2 separate regions of the Homo sapiens genome follow, and region 2 is linked to region 1. The links are chromatin loops, found by intact Hi-C in ENCODE. Cell type or tissue: Panc1. All regions are shown on one strand.

Evidence for each region. Peaks named below come from ENCODE experiments on the same cell type or tissue, not always from the same donor. Only the 100,000 strongest peaks of a DNase experiment are listed, where the experiment ranks them.
Region 2: it touches region 1 in a loop (5-fold over the local background); 6 of 110 quality-filtered maps call a loop at or near these places.

Annotation. Positions count from the first base shown.
Region 1 is chr1:236,099,326-236,107,325 of GRCh38, forward strand. No RefSeq gene overlaps it. Among named protein-coding and RNA genes, the nearest start is that of NID1, 38 kb to the left of the region's middle. In Panc1, CTCF peaks have their summits at 4,491 (motif pointing right) and 4,714; a DNase peak (open chromatin) is centred at 4,526; H3K27ac peaks cover 3,385 bases.
Region 2 is chr1:236,744,640-236,752,639 of GRCh38, forward strand. It overlaps ACTN2 (actinin alpha 2), which reads left to right. Exons shown (of 21, transcript NM_001103.4): 12 at 1-137; 13 at 3,028-3,136; 14 at 4,485-4,625; 15 at 6,831-7,013. Among named protein-coding and RNA genes, the nearest start is that of MTR, 47 kb to the right of the region's middle. In Panc1, CTCF peaks have their summits at 4,059 and 4,266; no DNase peak of the experiment used is centred here.

The DNA.
Region 1 (8,000 bases):
GTGATTCTCGTGCCTCAGCCTCTCAAGTAGCTGGGAATACAGGTGCACACCACCATGCCCGGCTAATGTTTTTGTATTTTCAGTAGAGACAGGGTTTCATCATGTTGGACAGGCTGGTCTTGAACTCCTGACCTCTGGTGATCCACCCGCCTTGGCCTCCTAAAGTGCTGGGATTACAGGCATGAGCCACCGAGCCCAGCCATCAGGCTCCCTCTAACACGTGTTTACATTTAATCATTCGATTTGCATAAATCTAGCTTCTTGCCTGCCCTAGACATGTGTGGCTTTGTTGCAAAGCTAGACATGCTTTAAAATTAATTTGAAATGCATGTAACTTTTGCTATCCCAAAGATGGTAATATAGCTGCATAGCATTCCTAGAGACCTCCAACACTTCCTTCCTTCCCGAACAGAGCATTTAACTCTCTTCTCAAACTACCGACTGTCTGGGGCGGTGTGCCATGATGCCCCGGGGGAAGCTCCGTGGATCTGGAAGGCAACTCGGGACATCTGGTCTGGCCAGCCCACCCACGTAATGCATTCAGCAGACCTGCCCCCTACACAGAGGGCTGAGCCTCTGAGCTCCCACAGGCTCTACCTTATAAGCAAAGACTGAAGAGTCTTTGTTCATAAGGAAGAGAGAAGAAAGAAAAGAAGCAATTAAACAGAATTGCAGGAGCTCCTAGAGTCTGTCAGTTTCTTCAGAGCCACGCCAGGGTCTCACCTATCTTTGTAGGCTGCTCAGTAGAAGTGAGGCACCCAGTGGGTGCTGGCTGAGGTCTCCTCTCCCTCGGCAGGGTCCCTTCTGATGGCCTCCCTCCTCCATCTGCAACAATCCCCCGCACCCCTGTGGGCTTCCTTCTTCCCACCACCTCTGCATGCTGGGCCCTCTGGGTTCTGTCTTCTTCCTATTGGAAGCTCCCTTTCCAAATGACCTCCTGTCCTCTGCTGGCCCAGACCTCCCCTTATGTGCTGTGAATCCCCCATCTCCAACTCCAGCCCAGTCTCTCTTCTCAACATGCAGTGGCCGCTTCCATCCATGTCCCCCAGGCATCCTAAATTCAGCACTTCCAAAACTGGAATTCACAGGTTTCCCAAATGCACTTGCACGCCTGGGTTCCTCATCCAGCCCAAGACACCACCTTTCCCCGACTCGCTCTGTCTAAAACCCGAGTCTTCTTCGACTTCCTTCCCTCTTTCCCTCGTGCCTAACGATAGTAATAGTATTGCTCATATGCATTGAGTACATCCAGTGTGCTAGACAGCATACGAATCCCCAGCAGTTTCCTTTGATACACCTACTACATGAGGCAGGTACTATTATCAACAGCATTTTATGGATGAGGAAGTGGGGTGCAGAGAGCTGGCTCGAGGGGGCAGAGCTGGTGGAGAGCTGGACTGAGACTGGGATCTGTTTGATTCCAGAGCTTGAGCCTTTTGCACCACTCTGCTCCATCTTTGACCGCCACACACCCTAAAAACAAAACAAAACCCAAAACACTCCACCACTGAACAATTTTGGTGACCACCGTCCCACCTCTGGGAGGGCTGGGAGTCCCCAGAAAACACAGAAGTAGCTCCCAGGCCCGTAATTCACCCCAACATTTTTGGTTCTAGAAACCTGGCAAAGCAGCCACATTGGCCCAAGCCAGCGACACCGCGCGGCCCCGCGCTTCCCACAGCCCTGGGCCCGGCAAGGCTGAAATCAAGTCTAGAAGATGGCAAGGTGGGAAGGAACGCTCCTCTTTCATCTTGCTTCAGAGAAAACCTTCGCCAGTCTCAGCATCATCAGTACACACGTGGCCTGCTCTTCAGCGGATCTCACCAGTAACACCTTCTGGCATTTGGGCTAGAGACCGGGCCCCTGAGGCCGCCCTGGGAAGCCTGAGGTGTGGAGGGGGATTCAGGATGTGCCTCTGTTCCTGTATGTGCAAGTGTGAGTATGAGTGTGTGTGTGAATGTGGAGGTGGGTGAGTGCATGAATGTGTGTGTGTGAATTTGAGTGTCATGTGGGTGTCTCTGTATGCATGTGTGTGTGTACATGGTGTCTTTGTATGCATGTGTGTGTGTGGGTGTTGTGTGTATGTGTACGTGTGTGCATGTGTATGTAAATGTAATTCTGTGGGTGTGTGTGAGTATATGTGTCAGAGTGTCATGTGGGTACATGGGAGTGTTGTGTGGGTGTGAGTGTGTGAGTGCTATGTGAGTGTGTGGTGTGTGTGTTTGTGTGTTATGTAGGTGTGTTTGTGGGTGTTGTATGTGTGAAGGTGGCCGTGTATGTGGGTGAGTGTTATGTGGGGGTGAGTATGTGTACGCGTGGGTGAGTGTGGGTGAGTGTTGTGTTATGTGGGTGTGAGTGTGCATGAGTGTGTGAGTGCTATGTGTGTGGTGTGAGTGTGTTTGTGTGAGAGTGTTATGTGGGTGTCTGTGGGTGTTGCGTGTGTGAATGTGGATGTGCATGTGGGTGAGTGTTACGTGGGTGTGTGTGTGGTGTGAGTGTATGTGTGAGTGTTATGTGGGTGTTTGTGGGTGTTGTGTGCGTGAATGTGGATGTGCATGTGGGTGAGTGTTATGTGGGTGTATGTGTATGCGTGGGTGAGTGTGGTGAGTGTTGTGTCAGTGTGAGTGTCCATGAGTGTGTGGTGTGTGTGAGTGCTATGTGAGTGTGTGTGTGGGGTCTGAGTGTGTGTGAGAGTGTTATGTGGGTGTTGTGTGTGTGAATGTGGCTGTGCATGTGTGTTATGTGGGTGTATGTGTATGCGTGGGTGAGTGTGGGGAGTGTGAGTGTGCATGAGTGTGCATGAGTGTGTGGGCACAGAATTTATCTGATCCCAAACCATTTTCACACCTACTCTCCCATTCGGAGGCCCATTAAAGGCCCCCCAAGCACTCCCCTGTCCCTCCCGCCTGTGGAAGGGCCGCTCCTGCTCTGAGGTCTTCTAGCACAGCCCATCTTGCACAGTGGCCATTTCCTGCTTGCATGGTAGTTATTTGTACCATTGTCTCTGCTCCTTCTAACTGGACGTCTCCTGAGGACAACACAGCGTCCGGTCTGTCGTTGTCTTCCCGAAGCCACCAGCACACAGTAGGTGCTCAACAAATAGCTGGTGAAGGCTGGGCACGGTGGCTCACACCTGTAATCCCAGCACTTTGGGAGGCCAAGATACGAGGATTCCTTAAGCCCAGGAGTTCGAGACCAGCCTGGTCAACATAGCGAAGCCCCGTCTCTGTTTAAAATGTATATAACTGGTGAACTCGTATCAACCCACCCCCCAGCTCAGTGTTCTCCACAGAGTCCTTGGGGGTGTTTTCTCTCCCCTACATTTCTGCTTTCAGCCCCAGAAACACCTGCCCCGGCAGCCTGGGGTGGGTGGGTGGGACAGCAGCTCCCTGCAGGCTTTGGTGAGGGTGGCCCCACCCGGAACTCCACATGAGGTCAACCTCCCTGGTCTGCAAGTCATCACAGAGAGGCTGAGAACCTGGCTGAGGCACTGGAGGGGCCGTGCGCGGTGACGGGACGCGCTCAGCCTTCTAGGGGCCTCAGTTTCCCCTCTTGGCACTAGGAGCAGCACCTTCCCACCCACTTCACAGGCCGTTGCAAGATGATAGCGGCGGCAGCTTTTGAAAAGCTCTGAATGATATCAGACAACAAATCACAGCACTGAAAAAACAGGTCTAGTGCTTTCGGTGTGAGAAAAGGTTATTTTTCAGTGTGCTGAAATACTGTACGGCAATTAAGTTGCTGAAGATGGATTTGAATGAACTAAAACTTAAACGTGGCAGAGAGAAAGCAGCCTGAGGCATGGCTGACTCTGCTCTTTGGTGTGGAAATGAAGCCCAGCGGCCTGGGGCTTGGCCTTTGTAGATCAGCCTCCGAAGGTGAAGCTGGAATGAGGGAAGGCATCTGCCCCCAACACCAGGTGTCTGAGGCTCTGGCCCCACCCCACAAAAGGGAGACACTCTCCAGCAAAGCTGCCGCTAAGCAGGGGCTCGGCGGTGACTGCAGCTGGTGCATCTTTTCTTGTTTCCGTTTTGCTGTGGTCACTTGATTTTAGAAGTTGCTGGAGGTACCTGTCCACCCCCTCCTCAGACAAGGGGCTGGGTTGGTTTGCAGGTAGAATCACTTTCCCTTTTCTCTGGACTTGATTTTCAGGCCAGTGGACTTGCGCAGCCTTTGTTTTGGCTGTTGTCCCTTCTCTAGTCCTTGCTATGTTGCTGAATATTAGCACAGTATTTGTAAGGGAGGGTGGGTTGGAGTAGAATGAAAATTCAACCATTTTTGCCTGACAGCAGATTTGATAGAAGTTTTAGTAGAGGAGAAGTTAGAATTTAACTCATGATTCATTAAATATATGTTTTCTATATTTCTTCTTATAAGAGATTTTCGACATCAATCATGTATCAAAGAACAGAATATACATACAATTTCCATTTTGTCAGTTTTATCCAATTCATCCACATCATGCAGAAACAGAAGTTTCCAGTAGATGGCGCCAAAGTCTGTCTTTTCTCCGCCTCCCTGCGCGCTCTTCGTTGTTTCAAGATCCGCACATCAACCAACCCTCCAGAAAATGACATTTCTTTATCAGCGCAGACCAGCACGAGGTGCTCTCCACAGCAGAAAATCCCAGTAAGATGTCTGGCAAGAAAAATAGCCCCAAGAGTTGTAGCCCTGGGCAGTAAAACCAGAAGCCAGGAATCCTGGTTTCCAAACAGTTGATGGGTTTTGTGCCAGTTCAGTTTTGAAGCAACGGCCCTGCGGTACTGAGGGTCAGAGCCGTCTCCCATCTGCTCCCTCTCTTCCTCCCACTGGCCCCCATGGAAGCAGCTGCCCAAGCTTCTTGAGAAGGTGAGTGCCGGAACTCCAGGACAGGAAGAAGACTCTAAGCTTGGTCTTAAAAGACCACAAAGCGGCCTGGCGCGGTGGCTCACGCCTGTAATTCCAACACTTTGGGAGGCCGAGGCGGGCTGATCACGAGGTCAGGAGATCGAGATCGTCCTGGCTAACACGGTGAAACCTCGTCTCTACTAAAAATACAAAAAATTAGCCGGGCGTGGTTGCAGGCGCCTGTAGTCCCAGCTACTCGGGAGGCTGAGGCAGGAGAATGGCCTGAACCCGGGAGGTGGAGCTTGCAGTGAGCTTGCTGGATCACTCCAGCCTGGGCGACAGAGCGAGCCTCCATCTCAAAAACAAACAAACAAAAAACACCACAAAGCATGAGATCCAACAGCCTGGGCAACATGGCGAGGCCTTGTCTCTAGAACAAAATTTTAAATTAAAAAAATTAGCCAGACATAGTGGTGTGCTTGAGCCGTAGAGGTCAAAGCTGCAGTGAGCTGTGATTATGCCACTGCATTCCAGCCTGGGCAATAGAGTAAGACCCTGTCTCAACAAACAAACAAACAAAAAGCCAAACAAACAAAACCCCACGAGATCCTAAGGTTCCCATGGCCTTTCTTCTTGCACTGGGCCCATGACTCTGCCTCAGGCTGTGACCGGGACATGAATGGAGAGGAAGGAAAGGGAAATGGTAAAGGGGGCAGGATTGTCTCCAAGTACTTCCCCAGGTCCAGGGGAAGAGGGCTGGCAGGTGAGGAAACCAGAGAATGGGAAACCCAGGCTGAACCCTGATGTTGAGCCCGAACGCTGATGCACTGCCGTCTGTGTGCATAGCACAGTGAAAACTGCAAAGAGATGTGGTTCCTGGCCTCCAGGAATTAACGATCAGGTGGAAAGAAAGTTCATTCCACCCAGGGATGCGTTGGAGCCAGCTAGCACCTTTGAGCTGATTGTGCACGTCTCTACACAATGACACCATGACGTTGTGTCAGTAGTTTCAAATCCGCCATGTGGCAGTATTCACACCAGAGAAATCAGCGAACTCCACAAATCAGGGCTCCCTCCACTCCCCCAGAGCTGAACTTTAAACATTTACCTGCATGCTGGTGACTCTGCCTCACTATAGCACAAACTGCTTAAATAAAGGTGGGGCGGGACATTTGGTCACAGTCGGGAAGCAGTTGAAAGTGTCATGGGTTTGAGTCTAAGGTCAAGCTCTTCCGCTGATTGACTATCTGACCCTGATTATCTCCACCTCAGCCTCTGCCTCTCTTTAATGAGACTGATGCTATCTACCCTAGTTAGTTACAGAGTGGCTGGGAGGCTTAAATGAGATCGGTCTGTGTGGATACTATGTAAATTATAATGGATTTTATCAAGGTAATAGATGCAGCTTTAAAACATTCATAAAATTATGAGAATGAGGCCTACCAAATCCCAGTTTCATAAGGATACATATGATAATGCATATTTGTTTGATTTCCCATTTATTTAATAACACTTATTGACACTACCCATATGCTAGACGCTGCTAGTTGGGCAGTCTTAAGAGAAGATGTAAAAACACTTTGTAGATTACAAAGCTTTTTTTTTTTTTTTTTTTTTTTTTGAGATGGAGTCTCACTCTGTCGCCCAGGCTGGAATGCAGAGGCGTGATCTTGGCTCACTGCAACCTCTGTCTCCAGGGTTCAAGTGATTCTCCTGCCTCAGCCTCCCAAGTAGCTGGGACTACAGGCATGCATCACCACACCCAGCTAATTTTTGTAGTTTTAGTAGAGATGGGGTTTCGCCGTGTTGGCCAGGCTGGTCTCCAACTCCTGACCTCAAATGATCCGCCTGCCTGGGCCTCGCAAAGTGCTGGGATTACAGGTGTGAGCCACTGCACCCGGCTGATTACAAAGTTGTTTTTTTTTTTTGGTTTTTTTTTTTTGAGATGGAGTCTTGCTCTGTCACCCAGGCTGGGTGGAGTGCACTGGCGCAATCTCGGCTCACTGCAAGCTCCGCCTCCTGGGTTCATGCCATTCTCCTGCGTCAGCCTCCCGAGTAGCTAGCTGGGACTACGGGCGCCCACCACCACGCCCGGCTAATTTTTTTTGCATTTTTAGTAGAGACGGGGTTTCACCGTGGTCTCGATCTCCTGACCTCGTGACCCGCCCGCCTCGGCCTCCCATACAAAGCTTTTATACAAGTCTTTTGTAAAGTAGAAGGCATCATGCAAGGAAAAATGTTGTTTTTCTCAGCTTTCTTCATCTTTTCCAATCTGGACACACATTTTCACTGCAACTAATATTATACCGATACTTTCATTAGACTAAAATACCTGGCAGCGGTCACAGACAATGGTGTGGAAAGGAAACCAAGACAAGAAAACATCCTTGCAATATTTGGCTGAGGCAGGAGAATGGCGTGAACCCGGGGGGCGGAGCCTGCAGTGACCCGAGATGGCGCTACTGCACTCCAGCCTGGGCGACAGAGCGAGACTCCATCTCAAAAAAAAAAAAAAAGGCCATAATAAAATTTATACAAAATTATTTCTATGTATGCCTATATGAATAGGGAAGAATATACATAAAGATATTCACAGTGGCTATCTCTAGGTGGTAAGATTATTTTAATTAGCCTTTCTTGCTCATATGTAATTTTTATTTTCTCTACAAAAATTGGCTACGAAATTTTGGAGATAAAAACTGAGAAGTAAAAGATCTTCATGCAGCTATTTATTTTGTAGAATTACAAATATGGATATGAAAGGAGCCTTACAGGTCATCTGGTTTCATAAGATGGGGAAACTGAGGCTGAGGGAGATGGGAAGGAAATAACTGAGGACTTTGAGTTTTCTCTGAATTTGCATTCTCTTTTTTCTCTCCAAATGTGTGTGCGGAGCTTTTGATAATTAATCTAAACCTGTATACTCTACAATGAGATTCTCATCTTTCATTATCTTTCTGACTTTTTGATGTATCTGCTTCCTCTGGTATGGTCATTTGTCTTTGCCTTGTTTCTAATTTTTTTTTTTTTTTTTAACATTCAACTGACTGCTTGGTTTCTCTTTTCTTTGAAAGACTCTTGATGTAAATAAGCCCTTTATCCCTATCTGGCCTCTTTAATTATATCTTCTCACGTTTGCTTTCTGCTCTCTACCGACTAATTTCTCAGAAATT
Region 2 (8,000 bases), 650 kb after region 1:
TTGCTGCAGAAGGATTACGAGTCGGCGTCGCTGACAGAGGTGCGGGCTCTGCTGCGGAAGCACGAGGCGTTCGAGAGCGACCTGGCAGCGCACCAGGACCGCGTGGAGCAGATCGCAGCCATCGCGCAGGAGCTCAAGTATGTGCAGATGCCCTCCGTCCTCCCGGGAGCCCCTGGGATTCCACAGAGAGGGGAGAGAAAGGCCTGCCTTGCCTTTCCTGACTAAACGCAGAGGGAACCACGCTGGAGGCACTCTGTGCAGGGATTCTCCTTGTTTCTTTAAATGTAGAAACAGATTTTGGTTCTTAGATTGTGGTAGAATCCCTATGTCCTACCATCCAGCAGCACCCCGGCCCTCAGCACAGGCAGCTCCGCTTCCAGCAAGATGAGAAATAAGTCTGGAATATTGGGGCCCAGAAAGCTATGGGAAGGCGGCCTCACCCAGGCCAGGTGCAAGAAGCAGAATATAGCCTGTCCTGAAATCAACATAAAACCAAGCAAAACAGAGGGCACTGGCCGGGCGCGGTGGCTCACGCCTGTAATCCCAGCACTTTGGGAGGCTGAGGCGGGCGAATCATGAGGTCAGGAGATCGAGACCATCCTGGCTAACACGGTGAAACCCCGTCTCTACTAAAAATGCAAAAAATTAGCCGGGCCTGGTGGCGGGTGCCTGTAGTCCCAGCTGCTCGGGAGGCTGAGGCAGGAGAATGGTGTGAACCCAGGAGGCGGAGCTTGCAGTGAGCCGAGATCGCGCCACTGCACTCCAGCCTGGGCGACAGAGCGGGACTCCGTCTCAAAAAAACAAAAAACAAAACAAAATAAAACAAAAAAGTGGGCACTGCCTCACGTGTGCAGAAGAGACGTCAGGACCCCACTTTGCTTTATCATCCCCTAAGTGCTGTTTCACTTTCATGCGTTTGGTTTTATGGGAAGAACTGACACGACATTTGAGCCTAGGCTGGATTTGGCACGGAGTGAATGTTCTCAGTTCCCGCTCTGTGTAGTGTGAGCCCTGGGGTGCGGCTGCCCTCAGGGAGAAGAGCCTCCATGCCGTGTTTCTGAGCTTTCTTCAGGTCCTTTTCCCTTGTAATAAAGACAACATTTTATTTCCTACTCCTTTCCCCACCATTATAATCACTGATACATCTGTAGAATGTTTAGAGCCTGTCACATAATGGTAACTTCAAAAATTAAATAATAAAAATTTATTTCAATATATTACGTTTTAAAACTGCCACGTTCTGGCTGGGCACAGTGGCTCACGCCTGTAACCCCAGCACTTTGGGAGGCTGAGGTGGGCTGATCACGAGGTCAGGAGATCAAGACCATCCTGGCTAACACGGTGAAACCCCGTATCTACTAAAAATACAAAAAAAAATTAGCCAGGCATGGTGGCGGGCACCTGTAGTCCCAACTACTCAGGAGGCTGAGGCAGGAGAATGGTGTGAACCCGGGAGGCGGAACTTGCAGTGAGCCGAGATCAGGCCACTGCACTCCAGCCTGGGCGACAGAGCAAGACTCCATCTCAAAAAAAAAAAAAAAAAAGAAAGAAAAAAAAAAAGAAAACGAACTTAAGCTTTAAGAAAATGGATTTGGTAGGGTAGGAGGGGACTTTTCAAAGTTGTCTAATCCTGGACTGTTTTTGAAGCAGCCTCCTGAAGATGTCTTTAAACTTCCATGGTTCTTGATTTATATCTGAATGAAAAAGGTGATTAAGTTTTGTACAGGATTCAAACTTGTTATCCCTGGAGGTACTGGGTTAAGCTTCTAGTTAAGAATTTGCTTTAGGTTGGGTGCAGTGGCTTATACCTGTAATCCTTGTACTTTGGGAGGCTGAGGAGGTAGGACTGCTTGAGACCAGGAGTTCGAGACCAGCCTGGCAACACAGCAAGACTCCATCTCTAAAAAATTTTTGAAAAGAGCCGGGTGTAGTGGCACATGCCTGTAGTCCCAGCTACTTGGGAGCCTAAGACAGGAGGATCACTTGAGCCTAAGAGTCTGAGGCTGTAATAACGTATGATCACCCCCACTGCACTCCAGCTTGGATGACAAAGCAAGACCCTGTCTCAAAAAAAAAAAAAAAATTGCTTCAGTGGTGTGCACAGAAAGACCCCAGGTAGAATGCATAGATGGATCTGGCAAGGAAAAGTAAGGATTTAGTGAGAAATCATTTTGCCCTTGCTTGTCACTCTAGTGGCATTAGATGAGTCAGAACCTTTCTGTCTCTAAGTGGAAGGGCTCAGTTCGGCCCCATTTCAGAAATCCCGCTATGTTAGATAAAGTCATGGTGCCATTCTGGACCTGATACTCTACCCAGTGGTGAGGCCAAGTGCCCTTCTAGGGAAGCCAAGGACACAATGTGGCGCAGGCTGACTCTTCCCTCCCCAGTCACTGTGGCTGCATCCTGGCCCACAGGACTGTCCTCCAGGTCAGAGAGTGATGTCTTCCGACCTTCACTCATAGGGACATTGCCACTTAGAAATAATGCTCTCTGGGGGCCTCTCCAAGAAAAGGAAGGGGAAATAAATTGAGCCTGCGGCATTAAGAAGACAACGGTTCTCTCTGTTTAGAAATCTGTTGGCCAGCGAAAGTTTTATGAATTCTTCTTGTGATTTATCTGAGAGGAGTGATGTTTACAGTGATGACAGTTAACAAAACCCTGAAATACCATCCCAGTTCTCTATCAGATTTTTATTTTTTATTTCTTTTATGTGTATAAATGTAGGTGGGGTGGGGCACAAGTGCAGTTTTGCTACATGTGGCCAAGTCAGGGTTTTTAGGGTAGACATCACCCAAATAACATACATTGTATGAAATCACACTAAGTAATTTTTCATCATCCACCTACCCTTCCACCCCCTCACCCTTCTGAGCCTCCACTGTCTATCAGCCCACTCTCTATGTCCATGTGGATACATTTCAGATGTTTTTGTTTTTAAACTTCCCTGTTATTTTTCTTTTTTAGCCCATGTTCATTTTCTCTCATCATCTGGGAAAGTTAATCTTTATTTATTTTCACTTTTAATAGTGAACTGGACTATCACGACGCTGTGAATGTCAATGATCGGTGCCAGAAAATTTGTGACCAGTGGGACCGACTGGGAACGCTTACTCAGAAGAGGAGAGAAGCCCTAGAGGTGAAGTATTGAAGCCACTTGTTGACATGAAATCTTTTAATAGAAGCTCTTTAATTAAATCACTGGTATTCATTGTGTGTTTCTCTGTGGCATGAAACAGGTTGCCTAGTGAAAGGAACCTCTAAAGAAAACATGAAAAGTGGAAGAAAGAGGGAAATGGGAAGTTGGGAGCTTTGTGCTGTAATTTATCCAGACAGCAGCGAAGTATATTTTTCAATTTTAAAAAATCCAGGGGTGATGAGATTACGGCATAAATCTACTTTGTATCTGGTAGTAACAGTACGTTTCCAAAAGTCCTTCTACCTGAGTAAATTGAGCTGTGAGTGAGTCGGGAAATCAGAGATGTGCAAAGGGAAGATGGAACCAAGTGTTGAAGTGAGTACATTGATAGGAAACAGAATTGGGACGAATTTGGCCTTATTTAAGTGTAAGACTAAGTGTAAGACACAGTGGGTATCTTGTGTTTAACTGCCCCTAATTGTCTTTAACCATGGAAGACATCTCCCACGTGAGAGAAACCAGCAGTTTACCAGTTCCCTGAGTCTTTTCTGCTTGACTCTGATGATACTTTTGAGATAACCCAATATCAAGCTTCCCAAATGCCAAATGGCTGTGACATATCTGCTTAAAGAAAGAGATGTCAAGAGAAAGACCAGACATGTAACAGAGACAGCACAAAACATTTTAGAACAGGAGGGAAAAATGAACCTAATTATGGAAGGCTTAAAGCTACGGAGATGCCTTCCCCTTCTGCCCCCACTTGTCTGCCATGGGAAACAAGCGCAGGATCATCCTGTTGCTTGAAATCTTGTGCTTTCATATGCCCAGAAAGGCAAGAGGTGATCTGTGTTAAATCCTGAATGAGGATTTGAGAGCATGAACCTGCAGTTCCTTCTCTCTCCATTAGGTAGGTGACTTTGGGAAAGGCACACAACTTCTCTGCACATGTTGACTCTAAAACGTGGAAGATGCCCTGCATTTTCTGTTAATCTGGCACAGTTAGGGAATCAGGTCCTCTTATAAAGTCCTGCTTTAGCTGAAAGCAAGTTACAGTATGCCGTATGTGGAGTCTCAGTTTTCAGAAAAGTAGCATGTAGTGAAGTACTTTAGACACTTTAAAAATGAGGCTGCTCTGGATGTTATGAAATCCTTCTTTGATTCAGAAGGCACCTCAGAGACCTGCAGGGCTCAGCCTAATTGTTTGAGCATCGGGTAATCTTTTGTAGACACATGCTAATACGATTAACAGAATATCAGAGAATAGTCTGTTCTTATGGAACGCCTACTTACACTTTCAGTGAATTTTTTAATTAGTCTATGATAATGCTTGCTTCTCTTTATTCTTTAGAGAATGGAGAAATTGCTAGAAACCATTGATCAGCTTCACCTGGAGTTTGCCAAGAGGGCTGCTCCTTTCAACAATTGGATGGAGGGCGCTATGGAGGATCTGCAAGATATGTTCATTGTCCACAGCATTGAGGAGATCCAGGTAATGGAACCGCAACTCTGTATGCCCTATGCATTAGAAGTGAGTTGTCATTTAAACTTAAGAGTCCTGTTATTTGGTTTCTTGTTTTCTTGCTTTAAAAAAAAATTAACAAATGTGGCTAGAAAGCCCAAATTACCCTTGAACCTTAGCTTAAAAATGTGTTTAGTACTCTGTGTTGCAAACCCGTTAAAATCAATCAAGTAATGGTGAATGTGTCTCAGAAGCTCTGTTCTTTAAAAAAGAATGCTGAGGCTGGGCGCAGTGGTTCATGCTTATAATTCCAGCACTTGGGGAGGCTGAGGCGGGTGGATTGCTTGAGCTCAGGTGTTCGAGACCAGCCTGGCCAATGTGGCAAAACCCCGTCTCTACAAAAAATACAAAAAAAAATTAGCTGGGTGTGGTGGTGCACGCCTGGAGTCCCAGCTACTGGGAAGGCTGAGGTGGGAGGATCGCTTGAGCCTGGGAGGCAGAGGTTGCAGTGAGCCAAGATCACGCCATTGGACTCCATCCTGGGTAACAGAGTGAGACCCTGTCTCAACAACAACAACAACAACAACGACAACTACAACTACAACAACTGCTGCATCATTGAGCAAAATAAACATATGTGCTCTTGGAGTTATTCATGAAAAAGTTGTAAGTGTACTAGCTGCTGAGTTAACTACTTTGCAAACGTGTGCATATTACTGTTTATTTAGATCTACAGAGTTTTTTGCCAGATTGTAAACCATAAGAAGCCACAAATCAGCACCTACCTTTTGCCTACTGCCAATCTAAAATGTTCTGCTTATAGTTTTTTCTGGAACTTCAGAACTATAAACAAAGCTTCTAAGTGGTGACGTTAGGGAGGAAAGTTAATCTCGGTTAGCCAGGACATAATTTATTTAGAGAATTTGTACAGTGAATTTGATGTATAATAGAATAAAAAGAGAAAATACTTTTTACTCTTTTTTTTCTGTAAAATAGATATGTCATCAAAAAGAATCCAAGTAGAAAGGAAATCCTGAAGGTTGGGATTTGAAACCACACCTCCCTACCAGGAGCCGTCTAGAAGGGTTTGCACCTGCACGCCAGGGGAAAGAAAGTGCTTCCATGAACATTGGAGTTGCCTTTTGAAAGAGGCTCCGATGGTGTTTCCTGCGTGCACTCTTAAGCACAGGCCAACAGTCTAAAATCGTTTATTTTTGGAATAAGTGAGACCTCTAAGCACGCCTTGGAAGTCACACTCTTTGTCAAAGCTCTGTTGGCAGCTGACCTGTTGCTGCACCTAAAGAGAACAGTAGCTTCACACTCAAAGGTGCTCCACGAGGCAGTGAGGTCTTTGAGCCGCTGAATTTGTGGGGCTGCTCATGTTCAGGTCAAAGAATAGGTTTGATAAATGGCTCTTTAGAGAGCCTTCTGGGAAGAGTTGGTTTCTGTGACCTTTTCTTTTTGAGGAATAGGGATGTACTTCCTGGTTTTCTTTAGATATAATGGTAGCAAATGTTAGATGCTTTTGTAGGACTGCAAAGGTAACACTGGCCATTAGAAAGGGCATCTAAGGGCTGAGCATGGTGGCTCATACCTGTAATCCCAACACTTTGGGAGGCCAGGCGGGGAGGATCACTTGAGGCCAGGAGTTTGAGACCAACCTGGGCAACATAATGAGACCCTGTCTCTGCAAAAGATAAAAAAATTAGCCAGGCATCATGATGTATGCCCTATAGTCCCAGCTACTCAGGAGACTGAGGCAGGAGGATTACTTGAGCCCAAGTGTTCAAGGCTGCAGTGAGCCATGATTGCACCACTGCACTCCAGCCTGAGTGACCTAGCGAGACCCTGTCTCAAAAAAAAAAAAAAAAAAAAAAAAAAGGAAGTGCCGCTAAGTTAAGTTCTGCTCGTCAGCAGAAAATAAGAAAGACCTAAACAATAGCTGGTGATCAAAATCAGTGAAAGGAAAACTGATTAAAAAAAATTATTTTTTAAAAGACTCTACATGAATAGCCACCAATATTATTAATAGTCATCATGACATCCTTTTTCCATTTTCCAGGAACTTGACTTCTGTGTACCTAAAGAGTTTTTTCTAAAGCATTCAGAATGTGTTTTTCTCCAGAGACTCTTGCAATCATCAAGGCATTTACTTGTGTGCGGAAAGGAATATCAAAGCCTTTGAAATTAACACTCAAGCCACATTGTTTTTCTCCACTTGTGTCTCGGGTGTAGAGTCTGATCACTGCGCATGAGCAGTTCAAGGCCACGCTGCCCGAGGCGGACGGAGAGCGGCAGTCCATCATGGCCATCCAGAACGAGGTGGAGAAGGTGATTCAGAGCTACAACATCAGAATCAGCTCAAGCAACCCGTACAGCACTGTCACCATGGATGAGCTCCGGACCAAGTGGGACAAGGTGGGTGGCTGAGGGCCTGGTGTGGGACCAGGGGGCATTCTTGAAGCTGACGTCGAAGGAGGAAGTTAACGCCTCGGGGACTTAGGGTGACGGCCTCATTTTGCATCATGATCAGGATTTTCCTTTATCCCAAATTTCACAGGCAAAACGTGACAAACTCTTAAGGACCCTTCAGCAGCGTCTGCAGTTTGTGGGGAAAGAAAGCAGAGATTATTTTACTTAAGGAAAATCTTATAAATGTTGACACAACCACTGTAGGTTATGATCCTAATACCATAAAGGAAATGGTTTTTAAAGCCCCAACTGGAAATTTGGTTAAAAACTTGGTTACAAGTACTTACAGTACTTTTTAAAAGAATTTTTAGAATATGATATAGACATGTCCCAGATGTGTATGAATTTTAAATGCAGAAAAATTGCTTAGAAAACGACATCTTGGGAATGAAAGTATTCTTACTAACTTGCAGCCTTTTAAATTTGGGGCAACTATCGACAAATGTAATTATGGTCCAAATGGGATAATTTGAGCCCTTTTGTCTGATTTTTAAGATTGGGACATTTCTTTTCATGGTTGAAATTATAGCACAATTAGTCATCTCAGTATGCCAATCATAGTCTTTGAGGAATAAGTCCACCACGTGGGTCTGAAGTGGCTTTTACTATAAAAACACACGTGCTGCAAGTTAGTTATAAACAGCGCAAAAGACAAAAACAGGTATGAGGAAAAGGAAAGTATTTATCCGAGAAACAGTAGTTAATTAGTGCATCTGAGCTTTAAATTTAGCTCTGGTCTTCCTAACGAACACCCAAAGAGAGACAGGAAACAAACTGATTTAAGTAGTTTTCTTGCGGGGGTGGGGGCGGGGGGAGGAAATATATCATTTTTTATTTTTCGTTTTTATTATGTTTATTTTTTTGAGACAGAGTCTCACTCTGTTGCCCAGGCTAGAGTGCAGAGGCAAAATCTCGGCTCATTGCAACCTCTTC